Linked DNA regions of Homo sapiens: region 1 is linked to region 2. Evidence: read pairs that join two places in POLR2A ChIA-PET (ENCODE). Cell type or tissue: MCF 10A. All regions are shown on one strand. Each heading gives the region's core, and the rest is flanking DNA. Links, peaks and the distances in the headings are about the cores only.

Region 1 (7,637 bases), core at 1,190-6,189, 120 kb after region 2:
GACAGTGCAGACTTTTAATTGACTGTCAACTTGAACAGTCATTAAATGTAAAAGCTTTTAGATAGTGCATGGGTCAGGTACCAAACGCATTATTAGACTTTAATAGTCATAAACTGAAATTCTTCTCAAGAGTTTTGAGGATAGAGGGATGGAGGGAGGGAGGCATTCAGGTTTATCTGGTTGCATGCCTGCATACATAGTATTTATCTGGTCCTGGCAGACAGAGAACAGCATGGGCCACCCTGTCCTTTATCTGGATTTACAGCTGTGAACACCCGCTGGAATGGATGGAATGTGTTGGTTCCTTCCTATGGGTATCTCTGTCAATCTAAGATTTTAAATTATTCCCCTTTGCTCTCCTGTACCCCAGGACTCTAGGACTACTTGTCTCTTTTCCCTCTTTTTTTTGTCTTTTATAGTAGAGAAACGTTTCCATTTGCAGAATATAACATCAGCCAGAAACCAATGCTGTCTGGCACTTTGGTACATGCTGCACTTGGGAGAACTGGGTTCCAGTACATTCTAGCAAGATTCCTCTGATATTGCTAGTTATGAAGAAAGTTTTCTAGTGAGGAAAGCACATTTTAAGTCTTACCCTGCTCTTCATAACAGTGACAGGACAATTTGTCTTTCCGGGTCCTGGTCTGGTCCTCCACTCCAGTAGTTTTATGGAAAGGCTTCAAAAAGTGAGGAATTTAAGGATGGCCCCTCTCTCCAAATTGTCACATCCCTACTGACCGTGCCTATGGGGAGAGATAAGTTGGTTTAACTAAATTTGAACTCTAGAGGAGGGAAGAGCAGACCAGGAGCCGTGTGTGATGATAATGATTCTGCAGGTTGGTAGTTACAGCTTACAGAGTGCTTTCACTAACCTGTTTTTCAAATTAGGAAAGAAAGTTTTCTTTCTTACTCAGACCTCCTTGAGAGTAGGGGGAGAAGGAGTAATGAATAGTTGATATGTGCTATTAAATTTGGATAACATTTTTTATGATCGATAATATAGAAGCTGCTCAGTGCAAACAAGTAAACGCCTGTGTGTGATACTGACGATGAATTGCATTTTACTTTTTAAAAATCTGCATTTAGAAATATATACACATAAGGGCCCAGTTTGTACCTGCTGTTGGACATAGCCACTCCTTCCAGATGGGAGCCTACAATCAGAAACTCTGGTCTGTAGATTTTACTTCTATCCCTCCATCCTTCTTCGAAAATTAACATGTAGTTAAAATGTATAACTCAGTCTTCTTTCCCTTCCTTCTATCTCTGGGGCAGAAAAGTGAAATATCTCAGAGGCTGCTGCCAGGAGAAAAAACAGATCTGAATAACCATTGGCCACAATATGAAACATGTCCTGTAATAGGATTTTTATGGAAAAGTTTCTCATTTCAACATTTGCCTCATATGCTGTAGCTCAGACTGTCTAAGTAGGGGTGGAGAAAAGCTTGGTGATTGAAGCCCTTCTTTAGAAGCATCATAAAAATCACCGGGTAGTGGTGTTTTATTTTCACTTTTATTTTTAGACTTCAGTGAAATTGGTGGTTTGCCCAGAATGGGCAGGGATCAGATCCTGCCTTCATCCCTGTGGTTGTTCATGCCCAGATCTGGTTGTGGCCATGTCTTTAAGGAAGCAGTATTACCTTGGACAAGTCATTCTCCTCCCTCAACACAGTTGCCTTCTCTAAGAAATGAAAGGATTGGACTGGGAATTTAAAAATCCTTCCCTTATTAAATAGCTTAGGCTCCATCATGCTGCAGTGATGTATGGCCCCCAAGCTTCTGTGGCTTTCACAAACAAAGGTTTATTTGCTGCCCACCTGACAGATCCACTGTGGGTCGTCTGAGGCTCTGTTCCCAGCTGTCTTTGCCCAGGGCTCAGGCTCACTGAGCAGCCTGCCCTCCCTGCTCACTGCAGGCCTCAGAGCAAAGGGAAGCAGAGGTGGAGAACCGGTCACTGGCTCTGGACACTTTTGCTTGGGAGCAACAATCACTTCCTGCTTCCATTCCCATTTCACTGGCCCCAAAGCTAGTCCCAGGAGTAATGAGGTAGGCAGGCATGACCCTGTTGGGAAGGCAGCAGACATTTGGAACCGTGGCAAGGGCCCTGCTCCTCCTGTCTTCACCATCCTGTGACTTACGCTGAGCATGTTGCATCCTAGGGTGGTAGTATGACCAAAATCAGATGCCAAGGCTTTAACCGTTTTACATGGCTCTCTCCTGTTTTGGGCACGTCTGCTGAACTGGACTTGGAATGAAGATTTCACTTGTGGGGAGGGGTGGGTGAAATATTTTAAAAGCAACACGTACCCGGCCTCTGAGTTCCTGGTGCCTTATTTGTAGTTCTGTGGTAATACAGCCCATGCTTTCAGAACACCACACGGACCTGCTCACTCTGAGAAGCATGAACAGAATTGCAAGTAAAACACAGTTGCAGACGTGCTGAGATAAATTCCTCATACATGAATTTAAAAGAGAGCATGAAGATCTTAGCAATTCATCTCTAAATGTTGAAGATATTGTTATGGGCTATAATTTTGAAGGGATCCTTTGATACTCTGTCAAAAGTACTGAAGGCTCTGTTGATTTGACCCAACAGGGCATTTTTTCAAACTTGATTTTTCAAACTCCTATGGGAGGAAGTGACTTGGATAAGTCACTTATTTTCTTACCATCGGATGAGGAGATTCTAGATAGATGAGGCCCCCAGAGACTAGGTCATAGCATGTTAGTTCCCAATAGATAACACTGATTATTAGGACGCCTTTTTTATTTCACCCCGACAAATCTGTATTTAATAAAAAGTTAATCTTTAAAAACAAAATTTAAAAATTTGAAAATACAAAATTTTACCTTCATTCGAGAAGCAAAATTATGTTCACCAATTCTTAGAGGCAGAGCAGAATCCTAACCTAAAACCATTCATTGGGCCTCAAGAGTCAGATGGACTATTTCCAGGTCTTTGAATATGAAAAATATTAAAAAGTTTTCCTTGTGAGCTTGGATTTTCAAAGAGGATCTCTTTGGAAAGTTGGCAAATGCTTACTTTCCTGGCATGAAAATTGTTGTTTTTTTTTTTCCTTTTCCCCTCCACCCAAAGCTATGACAGGGTGGAGTATACTTCCATGAAATTGCATGCTTCCAAAATAGAATTCACTGTTATATTTTACTACTGTTATAATTGAATCGCTAATGAGAAATAAGCAAAGAGCAGGCATTCTAGAAATAGAATTTCAACTCCTGTTGTCAAATTTAGTCATCATATTCGATAGAATTATAATATTTTATAAAACTGCCTTTTGTGCAAAATTGTACCAGCCAAACAATTTTCAAAGTGGTTTGAATTTCATTCTCGTTTCTGCAGTCTTACACAGTAGTACCCACAATCTCGTGGTAATAGCACCCTATCATTGCTGCTGTTTAGATTCTCTCCTAGTTTGGATGGCTTCCAGGAGAGAGCCCTGCTTGCTTCAGCTCCTTATTTTTATATTCCAGCAAAATCCTACACCCAACCTACATGATTAGGAATGTTCCTGGTGTTCCTTGCTAGTGGATTGTGAGTCACTGTTTCCTAGGATAGAATGGATCTGTAATAGAACTTGCTGACACATTATACAAATGGTAGCTGTAGATGAAAGTTGGAAGCAGCAGATTTTTAAGAACTAGAGCTGTTGTTTTGGTGGCAGATTAATTGGTTACTGGTCAACTCCCAAAGGTATTCTCTAATAAATAATCTTAGCTGATCATTTTCATCTCCAAGGTAACAGGTAACAAAGCTCTACCTCTGGCAGATGATGCCAGGTTAACACCTTTTCAGATGTTTTACTCCTTGGTTCTTAATCACTGAATCCTTAGATAGTACACTAGACAAAAACATGATCACAGCGATCAAAAAGATATGTGCATCCTTGTAAGGTGGAGACTGTTTTAGCACTCTCCAAGATACTACTCAGCATCTAGCAGACTTACACCCATAGAAAGTGCATGAATGATAGCTATGGGTTAAAATATCTGTTTGTCTTTCTGGCTTGGAGAGCAGCAAATAAGTCAAAACCACTCCAGAAAGATGAGAAGGAATGAATGGCATGTAGATGAGATTCAAACATTTTATAATTAGTAGGAATCAGTGAAATTTACCATTCTTTTCTACCTTGAGATTTTGCTTTTTGTTTTGCTTCGTGATTTTTTCTAGCCCATATTAGGTTTGACTAAAAAGGATTTTTAAGTAACTCCCAGTGTTTGCCCTTCTGATTTGAGTATAGGTTTTTCCCACCAAAGAGTGGTATGGCTGTCTTTATCCTGTTTAGTACACCCAAGAGGAGAGAAGAAGGACTCTACTGGAGCATGCACGGAGCCCAGTTCCTTCCCTCAAACAGGCATTGGATTGACTGATGTGTAATGATGCCTGTGACATCAACATGGTAGAGCCAGCAGTAATTAGCTCTCAGCGCCGATTGCCTCTCTCCAGGAAAGTTGGGCTTTGGTTCACTTATGGGTTCCCTTGATTGAGATGCCAAAGTGAAGTTAAAATACAGAGTTACAGTTACCAGGAGCAAAAGGATTGTTAGCATTTACCAGGAATTAATGCTAGAGAAATGTGATTGTTGTCGTTGTGACTATGTGTTGAGAGTATGGGCAAAGGAAGTGGAGTCCTGGGAAATAAACGTCTTGAGTGAGAAGTTTTCTAAATGTTTTAGGTAATTCTAAGAGGGCTATTTTATTGGTAGGGAAACAGTACACTGTATTAGCTCCTGAGGGCACTTGTCTAGTCTGAGACTTGATGTGTTTGGGCACGATTCTGTCCATCTGTACTTTGCTGGTTTGAGAATTTACTTCAGTTTCGAAAGTTGCATCAGATTAGATTTTTCTGATTCACAGATGTGTAAGGTGAAAACTGTATTTGATTTTTTAGTGGAATTACAAATTATTTGGCCTGTTTGTGATCTGCCTTACCGAACTTTTGAGTTTGAAAGGTGATGTGTTTCTAGAATGCATTCAGGAACGCACACTGTTGAGTGTAGCTTTGGCAGTCGTGTTGTCGTGGGTCTCCAGGTGTGCAAAAGTATTTTCATTCTCGGATTCTGTTATGAGGACCTGGTCCTTATCAGTGGTTTATCCCGCTGGCCTACAAATAAGTGATGTGATGAGAATCCTCTCAAGCTCAGAATGAACAGGATGTGGCACCTGCTACATCAAACAAAGATAAACACAGGCAGAGGTCACTTTCCATCTTTTATAGAAATGACCTTTATCAGCATCACAGGCATGTCCTGCTGTGTACACAAGGTTTTACATCTAGAGGCATCTGTGTTGTGGGAATATATTCCAAGTATGTGTTTTTAAGGTTGTTTGTTCCTCTATTCCCATGAACAGATATCAGTATTACCTGCAAGTCAAAAAAGATGTGCTTGAAGGGCGATTACGATGTACATTGGACCAGGTGATTCGGCTAGCCGGCCTAGCTGTGCAAGGTAAGACATAGTTATGAGCAGCATGTGAAATTCCATTTTCTGTTTGATCATGGTGTTGCTGGCCTCTCAGAGTGAGAAGTTAGATTTACTTAAATGATCCCTTAGTAATGCTCCCTTTTTATTTCAAGTTATCTTACGTGAAAAATGCAAAGTTAGTGATTTTTGGTGGCTGGGTGGTAGATTTCTCAAAGCTGTTTGCAAACTGCTCATGCTTGTATAATTACAGTTTTATATGAGGAAATAGCAGCTTTTATTCTGCCTTTAATTAAGGCTACATTTCAGGGTTTGTGGAACATTTTCTCAGAATTATTCCAAGGCACAATGTGGTCATATTCTGTAGCTTGATGCTGCAAAGGTGTTACTATCACAACTTCTTTGAGTGTGATAGCTTTAAACATTATAGTATAATGCATTCTAATGCAATTAAAGAGGTAGATTTAAAATCCATGATTGTAACATGAAACAACAAATGTGTATTGGACTGAATTTATCTTTCAATCCATCCTATAAAGGTTTATATTACATAGCTGTTTTTTGCCTTCTCTAAATTGTTATGTGTGGGACTTTATATGTATATTTTATACATTATGGTTTATTGAGTGGTGGCTTAACTGCCTTCAGTTATACTGAAAGCAAGATAGGCCATATTGAAAGCAAGATAGGCCAGCGCGGTGGCTCATGCCTGTAATCCCAGCACTTTGGGAGGTCGAGGCAGGTGAATCACTGGAAGTCAGGAGTTCGAGACCAGCCTGGCCAACATGGTAAAACCTTGTCTCTAATAAAAATACAAGAATTAGCCAAGCATGGTGGCACACGCCTGTAATTCCAGCTACTCAGGAGGCTGGAGCACGAGAATCGCTTGAACGTGGGAGGTGGAGGTTACAGTGAGCTGAGGTCACACCACCACACTCCAGCCTGGGTGACAAAGCTAGACTCTGTCTCAAAAAGTAAAAATTAAAAACATTTTTTTAAAAAAGCAAGAAGATGGTAATATAGTTTTTGAAAAGAAACTTTTCCTTTTAGTCATTTTCTTGAAAACCAGCTTATCTGCAAGTGTGAGCCAGCCAGCAGCTGGGTTCTTCCTGCATGGACTGTTGTTTTAGAAGGTGTGAACTGACTTCCCATCCCAAACACTGGGCTGAATTGAATCATCTCAGATTTAAGTGTCTGAAGAGGCAGCCCTTCTCCTGACCTCTTTCATTCTGAAGTATTAACAACTTAACAATTTCTGTTAGAAGTGTAATTTCTATACAGTTAGCTTCTGTTGTAATTCTGTGGATGGAAACAGGCAAAATCTGATGTATCACCTCTGTCTGCTTAAAGACTGGAGGGGAAGAAACAATGGCCAGTTATGATAGAGAAATCAGAGGTAGCATTGTTGAAATAATGGAGAAGATCAATATGTCCCTCATTGTCAAATTGGGTCTTTCTTCTTTTAAAAAGCTTTCGTTGGGCTGGGTGTGGTGGCTTATGCCTATAATCCCAGCACTTTGGGAGGCCAAGGCAAGAGGATTACTTGAAACCAGGAGTTTGAGACCACCCTGGGCAACAAAACGAGACTCTGTCTCTACGAAAAAAGTAAAAATAAAAAATTAGCCCAGTATGGTGTTGTGCACCTATAGTCCCAGCTACTCAGGAGACTGAGGTGGGAGGATCGCCTGAGTCCAGGAGTTTGAGGCTGCAGTGGGCTATGATCAATTCACTACACCCCAGCCCAGATGACAAAGCAAGACCCTGTCTCTAAAAAAGTAAATAAATAAATAAAAAGCTTTGTTTACTGCATGTACTCTTTCCTCTCACTACTCAATCATTAGGCTTATTGTGGGCATCCTGGATATTGGAGGATCCTCGAGGAATTTGGTGAACTTACTCTGGATTCCCTTTTTGTTGGGTCCTTGAAGCTAGCTGTTCAGTCTGATGAAACCTTCTCTAACTAATCCTTTTCAAATAACTTTTTTTTGAGAACGCTTATTGCATTTTTAGAAAGATACATCAACAGAAATATAAGTTGTGGTGGAATGTGATAACCAATTATTGAACTTGGAAATAGGCAGAGTGAGTGATGTTTGCTATTCTTGAATGCTGCACCTAATTGGTAATTTGTTACATGCTGAGTTTGTAGGTTGACGTTTATTTTTTACCTTCTAGCAACTTCTCAACATTGGTGCA
Region 2 (7,637 bases), core at 1,736-6,735:
ATTATCATTGCCATCTTCTCTGCCTTCCTATAATACTGTACTGTTTGCTTATTTTCACACCTTTGGAGACATATTTTGTAATTTATTTATACTTGGGTTTATGGCATCTGATGCAGAGTACATGTTCAATAAATGTTTAGGGAATTGATGAGTAATAGATGTAAGAGAAATGTTTCTAATTGAAGTAATTTTTTTAAGAGTGTGTCCAAAAAAACTTCAAAACAAATTGAAAGGAATATTTCTTGGGTTCAATATCTGAAATTTTGTTTGTAAATCTAATGGATTTACACATGGATTTCCTAGCTCTAACCCATGATTTGTATTAGATACTCTTCTTCTGCTTTTCCCATTTGCTTTATGGTGGTGGATTTTTTTTTTAAATAAATAAATAGCTGTTCACGCTCCTCGTCCTTTCTTTTCCCCCATCACCATGGAGTAGCTTCATGGTTGCTGTAGTAGTATCTGTGGACGTGTGTGAGTCCCAGTTGGGAAGTAGCTCTAGGCTGTGAAGTGGTACCACTTGTACAGAGTGATTTCTGCCATCAGCGCTGCTTGCTCTGGGGTGGAGAAGTGACACCTCCATTTAGAGGAGAAGCTGCAGTTTATTTTTGTGGCAGATGTGTCCCACTGAAGAGCTGTAATAACCATAATAAAGGAGGATTATGCCGTATTAGGTTTATGAAGGGTGCACCAGTCTGTTTCTAGGGTCAGTGGTGACAGCTCAAGCCAGCAATTAGGTTTCATTTAAGACTCCAGGAGGCAATTAGCATTCCCTTCTGCCCAGGAAATACTGTGATCTATTAGGCCTATTCTTTTGCATTATACATTTTGTAAAATGTGCTTTAAATGATGAAGGTACACATTTTTTGACACATAAGCAAGTCTTCAATTTATCATTTGAAAAATGGGGCTGACTTTTAGACTCCCTGTGTGTTTAAATCCGTGGGTTATAATGACTAACATCCTGGGTGGATTGTGCTTTTTAAATCAGTACATTTTTAAAAGATCATATATATTCTTTTATTCAAAGGTAAGGAATTTCTTATGGAATATTATATAATTATGTGATTTATGAGGGGAAAAATGGGACTGATGTGAAACAAATTAAAACTCCAAAATAATGAAATGACATCTACCAGTCTTAATTATATTCTTTAGAAAATTATTGTTTTACCTAAGAAGTGTCTAAAAATAAAGGCTGGGGAGGATGATTTGTGCAGTGCTTCTGCTGAGCAGCTGTTTGGTTGTTCCTAAAATGAGGCACGTTTTCTGAGTGCCAGGTTAGGTATGAGTGTGTACTTTGTGCCCCTTCATCCTTATGAATGTGTTTAGGAATTTTAGCTTTGCCCGTGAATATGCACTAATATTTAGTAGTTATTCAAACTGCTTTCCTCCCTCCTCCTCTCTTCCCTCCTCCCTCTTCTTTATTGCCTTTCTCACTCCTCCCTCCTCCTTCTTCCCTTCCTTCCTTTGGAATAAATTAGCTCAAATAATAGTAAATTATTCCTTTGGAATAAATTAGTTTGGAGGATTCTGATAGATTAATTACCGTATATGTATTCAACATTAATATCTTTTTGGGTATGATAAAAGAGAATGCACAGTGAGCAGCACATCAGGCCAGAAGTGCAAAGACCACCTATTTCCATGGGGCAATTAGGCTATCTCCTTATTGTTTGGTTCTTGGTTTACATTTTTTTCTCATTTGTAGATGATAAAACTATAATAGTGACTGAGCTCAGTACTTTGAAATCTGTGTGTGTTGACATTAAAGGCTCTGAGAAGTCTTGCAGTAAATGAAAATGTTTCAAAGCTAAATTCATTTTAGTAAGAATCTTTTAAAAAAAATCTATGTTATGGAACACCTGTAATATGGAAGGGCACTAATAGTAAATGGAATACCTACCAGAGAAATCTTGGTTTAGAAGTTACCTGGATAGAGAAGACATGTTTGTGGTCTTTAAGAAACTCAACATCTAATTTAGACCATGTAGTGGCTTGGATCGTTAAAATGATTAAACATTTAAAGTCATCATTAGCAGACCAGAACTAACTTTAATTTTTTAAATAGCTAGACTTTTGTGTTTTGTAGCACATAACAAGAGCAAATTCAAAGCAAAATATCAGGAATTATTCACAAAATCAATTTTCAAGAAAAGTTTAAAGAGCAGTAGGCATTTAGTTTAATGTCTTTATAGTACATTGAAGAGTAACGTTCAGTTTAAATTTGAGACACTGAGAATCTCATCCTTCAAAGAAAAATTCAGATATATCCATTTGGCTTATGGAGGCTAGAAAATGTGGTTAATATTAATATATACAGTACGGAAAAATCTTTGTTCTGCAAATTCTGGCCTTCTGCCCTCTGTCTCCCCCACTTACTTAGTTAGAATACTGCCAAGAAGCAAGCAAGCAAGCAGGCTGGGGAGTTGTAAGCCACTGAGAGCTTTAGAAATGCCATTGCAATTATTTTATTAATAGCTGCCTCTGTTCAAATTGTTTTGTGTAATTGGGCACGTAACAGGCATTGTGAATATAAATAATATGAACAGCTTTTCTCCACCATGGCCTCTTTACTTATGTCAAGCTAATTTGCTCAGTATTCTCTTCATCGGTTTTCCCCACTCCTATCTTTGGCCTTTTATACAGCAGAGCTTTATGTATAGAAACCCCCTTTCTGCTATAACCTTTAAACTTGTAACAACATTATGAAGGAGATGTTATTTTTATCTATAGTTTATCCTTGAGAAATGTGAGAATTAAAGAAGTTATTTGCTCAGCTCTCACAGCTAGTAAGTGGAGTAAGTGGCATGTGAACCCGTTCTCTCTGATTCCACAGCCCAAGTTCTTAACCACCACGTTAGGCTCAGAAGTCTGTGTAGGTCAAGTACATGTGTTCCTTCCTCCTTCCATTCATTCTTTCCTTTTGTCTATCCACCAGCTTGTTTAATAAATGCATTTTGATGTTTTCGAAAGTGGAGATGTTTTTCTGTGGTCATAATCTTGAAAAGAATCAGCAACTAATAACGTAGCCTTTAGCCCCATGTGGCTGTTTAGCATTTGAAATGTGGCTAGTCTGAGTTGGGATATTGCTGTCAGTGTCAAATACACATGGGACCTTGAAGACTTGTTATCAAAAAAAAGTAAAATATCTCATAATTTTTTATTTATTATATGTTGACATAATATTTTGTGTATATTGAGATAAATCTGTTGTCAAAATTAATTTCACCTGTCTTGATTTACTTTTGTATGTGACTACAAGGGAATCAACAATTACATAGGTGGCTTGCATTTATGGATCACATTATATTTCTTTTGGACAGCACCGTCATAGATGGTTATCAAACTACTCTTAGGAGCCCTAGTTCTTCAGTGATGCCTAAGAGGACTGAAGGAAAAGTAGTTAGAGACAGAAAGTAAAAGTAGTTATAGGTGATGGTAAAATGTAAGCCTGATGACACCTTAGATGACCAGCAGAGAGAGACTGATATTAATTGGCCTTTAGTTAGTATAGTACTTACCGTGTGCAAGTGCTTTGTCCAGTGGATTATCTTTCTTGATCCTTACGGCAACCCTGTGAAGTAAGCACTATCTTTGGCCTATTGTAGATGAGACAACTCGGGCTTAGAAAGGCTAAGTAACTTGCACAAGATCCTACAGCTGGTAAATAAATACTGGTTTACTATGTAACATCATGGCATGCAAATACTAGTGAATGATGGAGCCTAGTGTCAAATCTGGGCATGAATCCAGAGCTTGTGCTTGTATCCACTCTTCATCACCACTTCTCAAAGGCAAAAAGGAAAACGTTACCTAGACCTGATCTGCAGCAGCCCTTCTGCTCATTAGTATCTACCGGGGGTACCCATTATTTTCCCTAGCAGTGAAAGGTATCATCTTTAAACTAGGGAATATAGTAAAAACCATTGATGTTCCAGGAATGAGCTCAAGTTATCAGGAAATGATAAAAATCAAACTGGATGTGCTTCGTTTACTAACTCAAGGTTGTCCTAATTAGAAAGATATTTAAAATAAATTGTTTTTAGAAACTTGAAGCATACCAGATTCTTTTGTAACTGAGAGACGTGGGTATATTTCATAGCAAGTACAGATTTTGTAAATACAAATATTAGACATTTTTTCTCTCAGTGTACCAACATGTTTAAAAAATTGGTATAAACTTAGCCACAAACCTATGACCAGCTATTTAAAAATTTTTTGATGTTTTTTATAGGTTGGCGCAAAAGTAATCACAGTTTTTGCTATTAAAAGTAATGGCAAAACCCACAATTACTTTGACATCAACCTAATAGTTAATGTTCATGTGTAGACATAATTTCATACTTGTAATTTTATATACTCCTTCATAATCTATACATAATTTCTGTATTTTTTTATTTTTTTGAGACAAGATCTTGAGATCTTCCTACCTCAGCCTCCTGAGTAGCTAGGAATACAGGCATGTGGTACCATGCCCAGCTAATTTTTTATTTTTTTGTAGAGACAGGGTATCACTAGGTTACGCAAGCTGGTCTCGAACTCTTGGGCTCAAGTGATCCTCCCGCCTCAGCTTCCCAAAGTGCTGGGATTATAGGTGTGAGCCACCATGCCCAGCTAACTTGTAGTCTTAATAACTAATATTTGTAGTATCTTTACAATTGATATACTATAAATCCTCTTAATATTTTTTAAAAAACTAATTAATTTTTTAAAGACAAGGTCTTGCTCTGTTGCCCAGGCTGGAGTGCAGTGGTGTGATTATAGCTCACTGCAACCTTGAATTCCTGGGCTCAAGCAATCCTTCCACCTCAGCCTCCTAAGTAGCTAAGACCATAGGTGTATGCCAACATCCTGTGCCAAATTTTTTTATTTTTCATAGTTATGGGTTTCATCATGTTGCCCAGGCTGGTCTCGAACTCCTGGCCCCAAGTTATCTCCCCCACCCCCACCCCACCCCGGCCTTGGCCTTCCAAAATTCTGGGATTATAGGTGTGAGCTACTGTACCTGGCCTTTTTTTGTTGTTGTTATTATTGAAAGCATGCACATTTTACATTTCTTGCTATCGCATAGAAGATGATAGTGAAAATGATTCACATTAATACTTTTTTTGCTGTTGAATTTATTTTAGGATTAATTATGAGTGAGATTGATATAGTGAACATTTTTGTGATTCTTGAATCATACAGATGCAATGGAATTTCTAATGTAGGTCATAAAGATAAATTCAGTGGTAACACAGCTTTACCCTCATATAGGTGAGGGTCTTTGAGATCTTGCTTTCACACAATGTTTGATGACAAGGAAGTGGATTATCTCAGCAAATCCTTTTTTTTTTTTTTGAGATGGAGTCTTGCTCTGTTGCCCAGACTGGAGTGCAATGGCATGATCTTGGCTCACTGCAACCTCCGCTTCCCAGGTTCAAGCAATTCTCCTGCCTCAACCTCCTAAGTAGCTGGGATTACCGGCATGCGCCACCAGGCCCGGCTAATTTTTGTATTTTTTAGTAGAGATGGGGTTTCACTATATTGGCCAGGCTGGTCTCCAATTTCTGACATCAGGTGATCTGCCCTCCTCAGCCTCCCAAAGTTCTGGGATTACAGGTGTGAGCCACCATGCCCAGCCCAGCAAACACTTTCTTCTAACTCTTGCTTTTGTCTGTTTTTTACAGTTGCCTTCTTTATAATCTGACAAAAGAATTGTTGAACCCTAAATCGTACATGTGAAAGGTTGAATAATAACCTTTGCACTAGATTTACTTTTGCCATAAGTGTTCACTAATCTTTATGTCATTGAAGCAGACAAAGCGTGTTGGATAGAAATATTTCTGTTATGAATATGGTATGTACAGAATTGTTGAAAAATATATTTATAAAGAGGTAGCATCTAAATGAGAATGAAAAGATGTGGCGATATAGATGTAGGTGCAGATGAAGTATAAACAGATACTTCATTGACAAAAATAATTATAAATGATTATATCATTTTCAATTAATTTCTGGTACTCATTGGCTTGCCTTATATCGATATCTTTTGTGTCTACCTATTTTTTATTTACTTTTTCATGACCTTTTTTCAAATATATGTTTGCTATATCCGCTACTATATAACTTGTCATGTTTTGATGAGAAGTTATTGTCATCAAAGAGTGGTAGTGTAATGAGAAGCATGTAACGTCATTGAAAGCTGTTGTGCGAGGGGATGGTGAATAGGTTGTCTCTTCACATCCCATTGGCCAAAGTATATCACATGACCAAGCCAAGACTCACTGGGTTGAGGACTTCCACTCATCCCACATGATTCCCAGGCAAGTCACAGGGAACTGGATGGGATATCTTATAGGAAGGGAGCAAAGATTCGGGATCAATAATTCCGTCTTTTATTTATTTATTTATTTATTTATTTATTGAGAAGGAGTCTTGCTTTGTTGCCCAGGCTGGAGTGCAGTGGCGCGGTCTTGGCTCACTGCAAGCTCCGCCTCCCACATTCACGCCATTCTCCTGCCTCAGCCACCCAAGTAGCTGGGACCACAGGCACCCACCACCATGCCCGGCTAGTTTTTTGTATTTTTAGTAGAGACGGGGTTTCACCGTGTTAGCCAGGATGGTCTCGATCTCCTGACCTCGTGATCCGCCCGCCTCGGCCTCCCAAAGTGCTGGGATTACAGGCTTGAGCCACCGCGCCCGGCCAATAACGTCTTTTATTATACCACGATTGGTTATTTAACCATTCTCTTGTGGCTTGATACTCAGATTTTCCCCAATTTTAACTATTACAAAAAGTATCACTATAAACATAGATGAACAAATTACATTTATTTTACTTGGAGAGTTCTTCATTAGGGTTTAGTTTCCAAGGTAGGTTCTGTGGGTTAGAGGCAAGAATTGCTTGTAGATCTTGTTACATATGGCCAGATTGCTCCCTGGAAAAACTATCAGCTTATAGCAGCATCATCAATCTTTAAGTTTACAACTTTCCTCACATCCTGCTAGTGCTGGGTTTTGAAATTTTCATTTTGTTGATTTCATAATTGCTTACCATTTAATTTTTGTAATTACGAATGATGGTATTTAAAAAATATTTAGAACTAATTCTATTGTTATTGATCTATTACATTGAGTAAAACAAGAGCCACTTATAATTTTCTTACCTTGTTTTGAAAGTCATTAAAAAATACAAAAACACAACTCATTTTCATCCTCCTTGTTTTCTTGGCCCCATATTTTTCTCAGTATACTACTTTTTTTTTTCTTTTTCTCTCTCTTTTTTTTTTTTTTGTTTTTTGAGACGGAGTCTCACTCTGTCGCCCAGGCTGGAGTGCAGTGGGACAATCTCGGCTCACTGCAAGCTCCGCCTCCCGGGTTCACGCCATTCTCCCGCCTCAGTCTCCAGATTATTTGGGACTACAGGCGCCCGCCACCACGCCCGGCTAATTTTTTGTTTTTGTATTTTTAGTAGAGATGGGGTTTCACCGTGTTAGCCAGGATGGTCTTGATTTCCTGACCTCGTGATCTGCCCGCCTCGGCCTCCCAAAGTGCTGGGATTACAGGCGTGAGCCACCGCACCCAGCCTTTTTTTTTTTTTTTATTTAAACCGCTGAACTTTTTATTGGCCTCCTGCTCCCCAAAGGGTACCC

The links. Peaks named below come from ENCODE experiments on the same cell type or tissue, not always from the same donor. Only the 100,000 strongest peaks of a DNase experiment are listed, where the experiment ranks them.
Region 1: POLR2A ChIA-PET joins it to region 2 with 5 read pairs; 6 of 35 experiments call an interaction of 5 or more read pairs at or near these places.

The regions. Positions count from the first base shown.
Region 1 is chr1:214,412,460-214,420,096 of GRCh38, reverse strand. PTPN14 (protein tyrosine phosphatase non-receptor type 14) reads left to right here. Exons shown (of 19, transcript NM_005401.5): 4 at 5,371-5,468. LOC124904508 (a long non-coding RNA gene) reads right to left here and starts at 2,939. Exons shown (of 3, transcript XR_007066875.1): 1 at 2,851-2,939; 2 at 1,118-2,392; 3 at 125-743. RefSeq lists an enhancer at 1-546. In MCF 10A, for the core only: no CTCF peak of the experiment used is centred there; DNase peaks (open chromatin) are centred at 1,546 and 3,486.
Region 2 is chr1:214,533,485-214,541,121 of GRCh38, reverse strand. The region is part of intron 1 of PTPN14 (protein tyrosine phosphatase non-receptor type 14); the gene reads left to right. It also overlaps the pseudogene KRT18P12. Among named protein-coding and RNA genes, the nearest start is that of PTPN14, 14 kb to the left of the region's middle. In MCF 10A, for the core only: no CTCF peak of the experiment used is centred there; a DNase peak (open chromatin) is centred at 3,731.